Regions from separate parts of the Homo sapiens genome. Here region 1 is linked to region 2. Evidence: chromatin contacts called from ENCODE Hi-C data. All regions are on one chromosome and are shown on one strand. Each heading gives the region's core, a stretch centred on a gene start or an enhancer-like site at or near the end of the contact. The rest is flanking DNA. Distances are from core to core; before and after follow the strand shown. Region 1 overlaps LOC107984543 (a long non-coding RNA gene). Region 2 has its middle 160 kb from the start of TMTC3.

Region 1 (5,371 bases), core at 105-2,604, 1.5 Mb before region 2:
CTTCTGATTAATGATGTGGAGCACTTTTTCATGTTTGTTGACCAATTGTGTGTCTTCTTTTGGGAAGCGTCCATTCTGTCTTTTGACCCCTTTTTAATGTGGTTATTTGTTTTTGGCTTACTGAGTTATTTAAATTTCTTATAGATACTAGATATTAGACCTTTGTTGGATGCAGAGTTTGCAAATATTTTCTCTCATTCTGTGAGTTGTCTGTTTACTCTGTTTATAGTTTTTATTTTGTTTTTGTTTTGCTGTACAGAAACTCTTTAGTTTAATTAGGTCTCATTTGTCCATTTTTGTTTATGCTGCAATTGCTTAATCATAAATTTTTTCCCAAGGTCAGTGGCCAGAATAGTGTTTCCTATGTTTTCTTCTAGGATTCTAATAGTTTGAGGTCTTACATTTAAAGCTTTAATCAACCTTGAATTAATTTTTGTATATGGTGAAAGGTAGGTATCCAGTTTTATTCCTTTGCATATTGCTAGCTAGCTATCCCAGCACCATTTATTGAATAGGAAGTCCTTTCCTCATTGCTTATTTTGGACAGTTTTGTCCAAGATCAGATGGTTGTAGGTGTGTGACTTTATTTATGGGTTCTCTAGAATGCTCTTATTCTTAAGGGATGCAGGTTAAACATACTTGGATGTGACAGAATTCCTGCAATTTACTTTTTAAAAAGTCACTAAAAAACTCCCGTGTGTGTTTGTGTGTATGTGTATGTGTGTGTTTGTAAGGACATAAATCAAATGTGGCACAATAATCAGTTAGTGAAATAGGTTAAAAGTATGCTGTGTTCATTGTACTGTACTATTCTAACATTTTTGTAAGTTTTTAAATGATCAGTGAAAGTTGGGTGGCAGGGAATATTGAGAAATTGTTGGCATTGAAGTCAGAGAACCTGGAAGTTGAATTCATGTTTTTATCTTGGGCAAGCCACTCCCGACTTCCGAGTATGAAAGGGATAACCTCACTGACCTATTCCTTAAGACTGCTGTGAGGATAACAATCTAGGCCCAGGGGTATTTGTAAACTAAAAATCACTGCAGGGTTCTCAATCTGGAGTCCAAGGACAGAAGACAGATTCCATGAACTTGGATGGGAATCTCACTACCCTCTAACTGCAATTTAACATTTCCTTCAATTACACACATTAGCATAAGTTAACATGTCATCTATTTGTTCATAGTAACAGCTCAATATTGTTAGCTGTTATGATTACAGTTAATTTTCTTAAGTTGCACAAGTGACAGTCATGAAAAACATGAGTCAGCAACAGAGCTCTTACAATCTTACATCCTCTTTTTTCTTCCACATCTAAAGGACACGCCTACTCTGAGCCAATACTATGTGAAAGATACTATACCGTTGACTCATATTTTCCATGGCCCTCACTTGTGCAACTTAAAAAACCAAATTGTAATAACAGAGTTTACTCAATGTGTTCAAAACTGAACTCCTGATCTTCCCCCTAAAAAAACTGCTCACTCAAAGCCTCTCCCATGATGTCATTCCAACAGTCCAGGTGCTCAAGTCAAAAACTTTAGAGTCATCCTTGACTTTTCTTTTTTCCACCCTACCTCTAATCCTTTAGGAAATTCTGTTGGCGCTACCTTTAAAATATGTAAAAATCTGACCATTTCCCACCACGAATACTGCTACTGCTCTAGTCCAAGCCACCACCATCTTTCACCCAAAGACTAATACAACAGCCTCCTAAGCAGGTACCCTGCTTCTTCACTTGAGTCTATTCTCTCTGTAAATAATTATCCTTTTAAAATATGTCACATCATCCGTTCTCCTTTTTAAAACTTTGCAATGGTTCCCATTTCTCTCAGAGTAGAAACCAAAGTCCTTCCAACGATCTCAAGAACCCATATGATCTGACTTCCCTTTACCACTGTAACCTCAACTCCTACCTATCTCTCTCTGCCCCCACCCTGTCCCAGCCACACTGGCCTCCTTGACATCCCTAGAACGTGCCAGGCATGCTCCTACCTAAGGATTTTTGCACTGGATGTTCTCACTGCTTTGGAACCCAGATATTTATGTAGCTAATTCCATCATCTCCATGTCTTTGATCAAAGAGTAAGAGGCCTACTCTGACAATTCTTTTTAAAACAGCAACTAACCTAGAGATGCCTAATCCCCCTACCTTTCCTCTAGCACTTATGACCTTCTAATGTATAAATAATATAATATGTAGTGTCTATTGCCCCGTGCTAGATTATGAGCTCCATAGAGGGCAAAGGTCTTTTTTTGTTTCCTCATGTTTTTTTAAATTATTTATTCATTTATCTATTTTGTTATTGTTTTGTTTTCAATTTTTATTGTGCTTAAATATACATAATATAAGATATACTATCTTAACTATTTTTAATGTACAGTTCAATGGTATTAAGAACAGTTATGGCTGGGTGCGGTGGCTCATGCCTGTAATCCTAGCACTTTGGGAGGCCGAGGTAGGAGGATCACTTGAGGTCAGGAGATTGAAACCAGCCTGCTAACATGGTGAAACCCCATCTCTACTAAAAATACAAAAAAAAAAAAAAAAAGAGCCAGGTGTGGTGGCAGGTGCCTGTAATCACAGCTACTCAGGAGGCTAGGGTACAAGAATCGCTTGAACCCAGGAGGCAGAGGTTGCAGTGAGCCGAGATCGAGATCACGCCACTGCACTCCAGCCTGGGCAACAGAGTGAGACTCCATCTCAAAAACAAAACAAACAAAAAAAAGCCAACAGTTATATTGTTGTGCAACCACCATCACCATCCATCTCCAGAACTCTTTATCTTATAAAACTGAAACTCTAGAGTCATTAACAAATAACTCCCCATTGCCATTCACTCATATTTTATTATTATAGCACCTAGAAGTGTTTATTACATAGGTGCTTAACAAATTTTTGATGACTAAATGAATGAATGCCTCTTGTAAAACTTCAAATATCATCTCCTTAGGGAAAAATCCCAAATTTATAATATAAGTACATAGATTTTATCCCAGATTCTCTGTTTTATATAAATTATTCCCATCTCTATACTGTTTGAAGCATTAGCTATGCCTCTTGCACATGTGTAATCTCCGGTATCATTAACATGTAATCTTAGACGTAGCAAATGTTTACTATTAGACACTGAGGACCACTAGAGAGGGAGGGGGATAAATTTTGAAAAACTAACTATTGGGAACTATGTACAGTACCTAGATGATGGGATCAATCATACCTCAAACCTCAGCATCATGCAATATACCCATGTAATAAACCTGCGCATAAACACCCTGAATTTAAAATAAAAGTTGAAATTATTTTTAAAAAGTCCAACAAGAGAACAAATGACCGAAGCCCAGAGCCATGAATGTTGGGTCTCCCCTTACCTCCTAAACCAATCCCTCATGTTTTAGCTCCTCCTCTGTGGTCCCAAGTTGGCCAGTATGTGTTAAAGCCAAGAGGCTCTGAATAGGAAGGGCATAGGTGGCATTTTAGAAAATGCATAGAACTATGTTTTCAATAGTATAAAAAACTAGTTTTTTTTAAAAGTTTTAATTTATGCATAGTAATTATGCATAAATTTTAATTGATGCATACTAATTATGCATAAATTTTAATTGATGCATACTAATTATATATATTTATGGGATACAATGTAATATTTTGATTGCACATGTATGCATTGTGTAATGACCAAATCAGGGTAATTAACATGGCCATCACTTTTAACATTTATCACTTCTTTGTGATAAGAATGTTCAAAAACCTCTCTTTTAGCTATTTTATTGTCATCTCCAGTCTAGTATGCAAAAGAACATGAGAACTTATTCCTCCTATCTAACTGTAAATGTGTACACGTTGACCATCACTCTCATCATCTCTCTCTCCTTCCTACCCTCCCCATCCTCTGGTAACTACTATTCTCCTCTCCACTTCAACGAGAACAACTTTTTAGATTTCAAAAATGAATGAGAGTATGTGGTGTTTGTCTTTCTGTGCCTGGCTTATTTCACTTAACATATTGCCCTCCAGGTTTCTCCATGTTGCTGTAAGTGACAGCATTTCATTCTTTTAAAAATATAACACTTCACGAATTTGCATGTCATCCATACTAATCTTCTCTGTACTATTCCAATTTTAGTATATGTGCTGCTGAAGTGAGCATGATAAAAACAAAGGTTTACCATGAAATATTAATGGCTTTATTTTAAGTGCCTTGAGGGCCAGTGAAAGAGAAAAGATGAGAAGAAGGAGAATCTAATCACTATACTCATACTGGAAACTTGGGGTAAAACAGCAAGTTTCTAAGAGTTCCAGCTGCTCAAGAACCTGCTAGTGCTCTTTTTTTTTTTTTCAGGGGAGGGGGGCACATTATTACAATACAGGGATATCAGCTTTGGGCAGCATCAGAAGGCAGCTTCACATAACTCTTCATGAAGGGTAGTGGCCAAATCTTTCGGCCAGCCCAGCACCCCTTGTGGTGCTGTAGCCCACTGGAAGGCCTCTTGCCCAGCCAACGGTTGTGACCTGCCCTGCCAGTGACCTGTTTGTTATGATCAGTGTTGGATACTCAGCCTACTGTTGCTATGCATGTTTCCAGCACCTGCATCTGCCTCTTAGAGGGCAGCTGGATAACGGTTGTGCCATTCACCTTCCACAGTAGCACACTACACGTCCCTGCAGCTTGGATATACTGGGCACCCCGGCCTGGCTCAATTTCCATGTTGTTGATGAGGGTTCCCACAGGCAGAGCCCCAAGTGGATGTGCATCCCCTTCCTGAGCAGCAACTGCCATTTGGCCTATGTGGTTGGAGTTCAGGATTGTATCTCCAGCCTGCAAGTTTTCTGTGGTGATGATCCAGTGTTTCTGGCTACCCCCAGCAACCAGAGCTATGTCTGCTGACCTACAGGGATCACGGTGGACTTGGATAACCTTCTCCTCAAAGGGTCCTGACTTGGTCTCCTCCTCAGGCCAGAAACACAAAAGTCAATCATGCAATAATGTTGCTTGTGGCCCCTGTCAATACCGTGCACCCAGATCTGGCCTGTGTGGTCTTCACCCCCAGACTTCCTCATCTTCACTGGTTTAATTGTGTACTTGGTATGACTCTTTCAAGGCACAAAGTTGGCACTAAGGGCCATAGAAGTAAGGATTTGGTGGCAGGGGAGCAACATCAAGGCAGAGGGCCATTGGAAGAGGGCATTGTTCATCACCTGGGAGGCAGGGAACAGACTCGGGACAGAAGTGGCAACGGTCGGGGGTGCCAGGCTCAGAGAGTGCAGAGTGCAGGTCAGTGCCCACAGGGCCATCAGGATAGCCAGGGCTCATCACACTCCTGCTAGTGTTCTTGAGAGAAATATTGAGATGGAAAACCTATGAAACCA
Region 2 (5,248 bases), core at 1,168-3,667:
TGGCAAAAGTGGAAGGAGAAATGAAATGGCCATGTCATTTTAATTTAACCCAATCTAGTTTCACAACTAGTAAGAAACAACTGCTCAGCCACAAAGCAAAGTTAGCCAAACAGACATAAGTAAATATTTATCCATAAAACAAAACTATGAACCTAAGAGCACAACACTGATATGGGAACCTGCCAGGATGACCTGAACTAATCCCTCTAAAATGAAGGAGCAGCCAAACTCTGGGAGAGTTAAGGTTTGAAATTACTAAATCTCATGCTTTTAATCATTGTGTTAGGCTGCAATATTTTCTAAAGAAGACGAATTAATCTTCCCAATGACTAAATTACAATAACATACTTGTTGAAGGTAACATTTTACTAAAATACTGTTTTGCTCTTCTAAATGGCCCCAAATTAATCAGAATAACTTTTCTGATGCAAAATCCACAGGTTTAATAAAAAATTGGTGATACAGGTTACCTCTTAAGAGACCGTGAAATAGCTACTTGAGACAGTCAGGAAGTCAGTGTGGAACATTATAAAGATCTGAACCCAACTGTGTCTTATGCATTAAGCAGTCACAGAGTTCCACTGGGATTTAGAATGGACTCCGGATCTGATGACCTTGCCTTCCAAGAATATTTTTCCACATCTTAAATTCTATACTTGTTGTCAAGATCCAAGCTCATCAAAATTCATGACTCATTTAACAATAAAATCAATTCATTTGTCTTTATTTTATTACCTTATCTGTGTGGGAAAACTAAATTAGAGTCTTGTGTCAGCCAAGATCTTCAAGCAGAAGCCTATTTGATACGGACGTAGGGGATAAATAATAGTAGGTCTGGCCTACCTGTTAAACAACCAAAAATTACTCTAATGTAAGAAAGTTACATTGATTAGATTACTAAGATAACACTTACTAAGATTAGATTACTAAGACAACACATTACTAAGAAGTGAAAGGCTTGGAGCCATCATTCTACTTTGACAAAGGCTAGGGACAAAGGCTGTTCTGGGTCTTTGGCATCAGAAAGAAGCTCTTGGATGTTCTCTGAAGTATCAATATTAGCTATCCTAGCTTCAATTACCTTCATTCTCCATGTGGCTCTCTTCTAGTTTCAAATTTCCAAGAAAGAGAATTGGGTTGGTCCAACTTAAATTAGACATCTTTATCCTTGGTAAATCACCCTGGCAAGAGTTTCTTTGAGGCAGGAGGTGGTAGTGGCACAAACATAGCTATAGGGTAGAACTGTGAGCTGAGTCATTGCTCCAGTACATATTACTGCAGGGGGATGACCACGTGGTCAGTGCATGTGTTTGTGGGGGTAGAAGGAGATAGTGTTAAATTATTCTTGGAACGTGGCTTAACCACTGTTGGGTTTGCTCTATGACAAAATCAAGTGGCATAGTCATATCTGACTGATATGAATCAGCAAAATGGAAATGGGGCGAATTCTGCAGCCTTGACCTATGACTAGGTTTCAGTATTAGAGTTCTTTCCACCCTCTTTAAGCTCGTGTTGATAGAAACAGCCATCATATTTTCTTTGCTTCACATTTCTCAGGGTTACTTCATAAGAAGTGAGAGCTGATTTCCCATTGACTCATGCATTTCCATATTTAGCTCATTAGGTGCAGGAAGTCTACATCTTGTTGGTTCAATGTTTTCATTAGGAATTAGAAATTTTCAGCAATTACTTGCTGGACAATGCACAATCATATCTATATCTTTTACTCAAAATGGTATCTTCTGAACTTACATTCCAACATCTTGTAATTTTCAAATCTTTCCCATTTGTAAGGTGAAATGATCATAGTAATATACTTGTAAAACTTCCCTTATACATGAATATCAGAAAATATATGTGGCAAAGTGTTTTAGTTATCTATTGATTCATAATATTTTATTTCAGAATTGTCTCAAAAAACTCACACATTTATTATCTCATTCCATTTATTATCTCACTCTGTGGATCAGGAATGCAAGTACGCTTACATGAGGTTGTAGCGATGGTGTCAACTGACACTATGGTCGCATTTGAAGGCTCAGCTGAGAGGGGAAATATTTCCTAGCTCCCTCACATGGTTGTTGATAGGATTCAGTTTCTCATGGGGTATTGAACTGATGACCTCAGCTCTTTACTGGCTGTTGGCTAGAAGCCTCGCCTGTCCCTTGTTAAATGATTATCTTCTTAGGGAAGCTATGAAAAAAATCTCCATGCTAGTTGGCTTTTCTTAGAGTGAGCAAGTGAGAGAGCAAGAGGGTGCCAGGACAGAAGCCACAATGTCTTTTTATCCTAATCTTGTAAGTGACATCTCATCACTTACTTCTGCCACATTCTATTCATTAGAAGTGAGTCACTAAATTCAACCCACACTCAAAAGGAGGGGAACTCCAGGAAACAGAAATCATTGAGAGTTCTGTTAGAGGCTGCCAGCCACACCAGGGAACTGGAATTACAGGTATATTCTGACATTTAAGAAACAAAAGAAAATCATGAGATAAAGAATAATAAGGTAACAACATTCAAATCGAGGAGACTGAGAAAAAAAATGAAAGGAGTTTACTATTATGATTCTATTAACCAAGAAGAAAAGTAGTTTGATTAAAAAGACAGATTTTCATTGGCAAGCATGAAGAATTTCACATTTACATCAAATATTCACTTGGCCACAGATTTTTGTATTAATTTGAAGAGTGTGCTTAGCTGCCCTCTATAATGGGCAGCTTCCCAAAATGACTTGTGCTGATCAACAAAAAGAGTTAAGTAAATATACTGTCAATAAAGAGAAGCCTTGTAAAAGAAACTCAAAATGAAAAATACAAGGAAAATGTGAAAAAATTAACATTTTTAACAAAGCAAGTTTATAAGAAAGATACATAGGGAAAAAAGGCAACAATTTAATCAACTTACACTGTACAAAAGCAAAGTATTTTATTTCAAGAGATACTGGGCTTTTTCAGCTTTACAGGAAACTGGCCAATTATACCTCTTCATATGAAAAACAAAGATAACCAAGTCCCATGAAGATAAGCCTGGATAGACTGTATTTAGATACATTAACCTTCTTAATGAACTACAGACAGTCCCTGAATTAAATGATTTTTTTTTTTTTTACTTTATGGTGGTTCAAAAGCAATACACATTCAGGAGAAACTAGACTTCCAATACTTATACAACCATTCTGTTTTTCACTTTCAGTGAACTATTCAATAAATTACAGGAGATATTCAACACTTTATTAGAAAATAGGCTTGATGTTATATGATTTTGCCCAAATGTAGGCCAATATAAGTGTTCTGAACACATTTAAGGTAGGGTAGGCTAAATTATGATGTTTGCTAGGTTAGGTGTATTCGATGCATTTTCATCTTATATATTTTCAACTTGCAATGAGTTTATCAGGACATAACCGCAACATAAGTCAAGGAGCATCTATACTCTGATATGGATACCCAAAATGAAAGCTGTATGGGATGGGTGGTATAGCTGAGAAATAAACATAGAAAAAGAAAATGAACAGACACTGGAAGGCCAACTCAAAATATCCCATTTGGATATGTAAAAGTCAAAAAGATATGTTTTACTTAAGAATTGGCAGATAGTCACCAGGCGCAGTGGCTCACGCCTGTAATCCCAGCACTTTGGAAGTCCGAGGCAGGCGGATCATGAGGCAGGAGTTTGAGACCAGCCTGATCAACATGGTGAAACCCCATCTCTACTAAAAATACAAAAATTAGCCGGGTATGGTGGCACGCGCCTATAATTCCAGCTACTCGGGAGGCTGAGGCAGGAGAACTGCTTGAACCCGGGAGGCGGAGGTAGCAGTGAGCCAAAATCGCGCCACTGCACTCCAGCCTGGACGACAGAGTGAGACTCTGTCTCAAAAAAAAAAAAAAAAAAAAAAAAAAAAGAAATTGGCAGATAGTCTGTCTGTCTGTCTACACTACTAGTTATCCTGAAGTTTCATCTCTCAGATGACAGGAAGCAGTTTAGTGTTTTTTATTTAAAGGGGAAGAACAGATAGGTAAAGCCAACAATGATATTCTGGTGCCCTATCTTGGAAATATGAAAAAAAAAATTAAGTATGTCAAAAATTTTCAAATCAACTCACCAGAGAATTTATAGGAATAGAATGGCTGAAAGTTTTAAGAAGTTCTCAACAAGCCAACGGCCCCAGTATTCCTCACAATTCACCAAAATTCACTGAATGCCTGCAGTGTGAGGAGCAGTATGCAATCAAGAAAGGAAACCAATGAATGCTGATTTAGATAGTCATTTAGCTTTGCGATAATATTCATTGTTTTTCTAATGTTTATTATTTGGAAAAAATTGAAAAGTGTGAAGAAGGAAATAATACTCATAATAAACATGGCTAAAATTATGGTATGTTTTCTATAAAAAATGTGTTTGTACCCTTTGACCCAAATCAAACAAGGTCAAGGTACGCACTGTTAATTATAAGATAAAATGAGATTAGTTGTACAGCATGGTGATTATAGTTAATAATAATAATGTAATAATGTATTTAATAATGAATTATATACTTGGTATTTGCTAAGAGAGTAGGTTTTAAGTGCTCTCACCATACACACACACACACACAAACACACAAATACACAATAGTAACTGTATGAATTGATGGATATGTTAATTATCTTGATTGTGATAATCACCATACATTGTATCAAAATACTACATTGTACATCTTAAATATGTACAATTTTTGTCAAATCTCTAAAAAGATGAGGGAATAAATACATACATATATGTGTATATTTTACATGTATGTATGTAAATTTTAAATATTGATATGTAATTTTATAAACAATTTCTTTTCTCCCACCTATGTTATCAGAGTTTGCGTTCTTTTTTCTCACATTATTAAATTTTTTTTTTTTTTTCGAGATGGAGTTTGGCTCTTGTTGCCCAGGCTGTAGTACAATGGCACGATCTCGACTCACTACAACCTCTGCCTCCCAGGTTCAGGCGATTCTTCTGCCGCAGCCTCCCGAGTACCTGGGATTACAGGCATGCGCCACCATGCTCAGCTAATTTTTTGTATTTTTAGTAGAAACAGGGTTTCACCATGTTGATCAGGCTGGTCTCGAACTCCTGACCTCAGGTGATCCACCCGCCCCAGCCTCCCAAACTGCTGGGATTACAGGCGTGAGCCAACACGCTGGCCAATATATTTTTTAAAATATAACTTTTAGAAGCTGTTTTGTATTCCATTTGTGGTTGTAACATAATC

What was found. A loop is a pair of places that touch in the nucleus more often than their neighbours do. Pooled maps may share reads with other maps.
Region 1: a pooled map shows a loop between it and region 2 (23-fold over the local background). The contact joins two enhancer-like sites. A Hi-C loop is called at or near these places in 3 of 37 single-sample maps with no recorded cell type and 7 of 50 pooled maps.

Annotation. Positions count from the first base shown.
Region 1 is chr12:89,752,839-89,758,209 of GRCh38, reverse strand. The region is part of intron 2 of LOC107984543 (a long non-coding RNA gene); the gene reads right to left. It also overlaps the pseudogene MRPL2P1 and the pseudogene RNU6-148P. Among named protein-coding and RNA genes, the nearest start is that of ATP2B1-AS1, 47 kb to the right of the region's middle. Within about 2 kb of position 1,354, at least 7 of the 41 ENCODE cell types and tissues checked have a DNase peak (open chromatin) inside an H3K27ac peak, as active enhancers do.
Region 2 is chr12:88,295,965-88,301,212 of GRCh38, reverse strand. No RefSeq gene overlaps it. Among named protein-coding and RNA genes, the nearest start is that of TMTC3, 160 kb to the right of the region's middle. Within about 2 kb of position 2,417, at least 5 of the 41 ENCODE cell types and tissues checked have a DNase peak (open chromatin) inside an H3K27ac peak, as active enhancers do.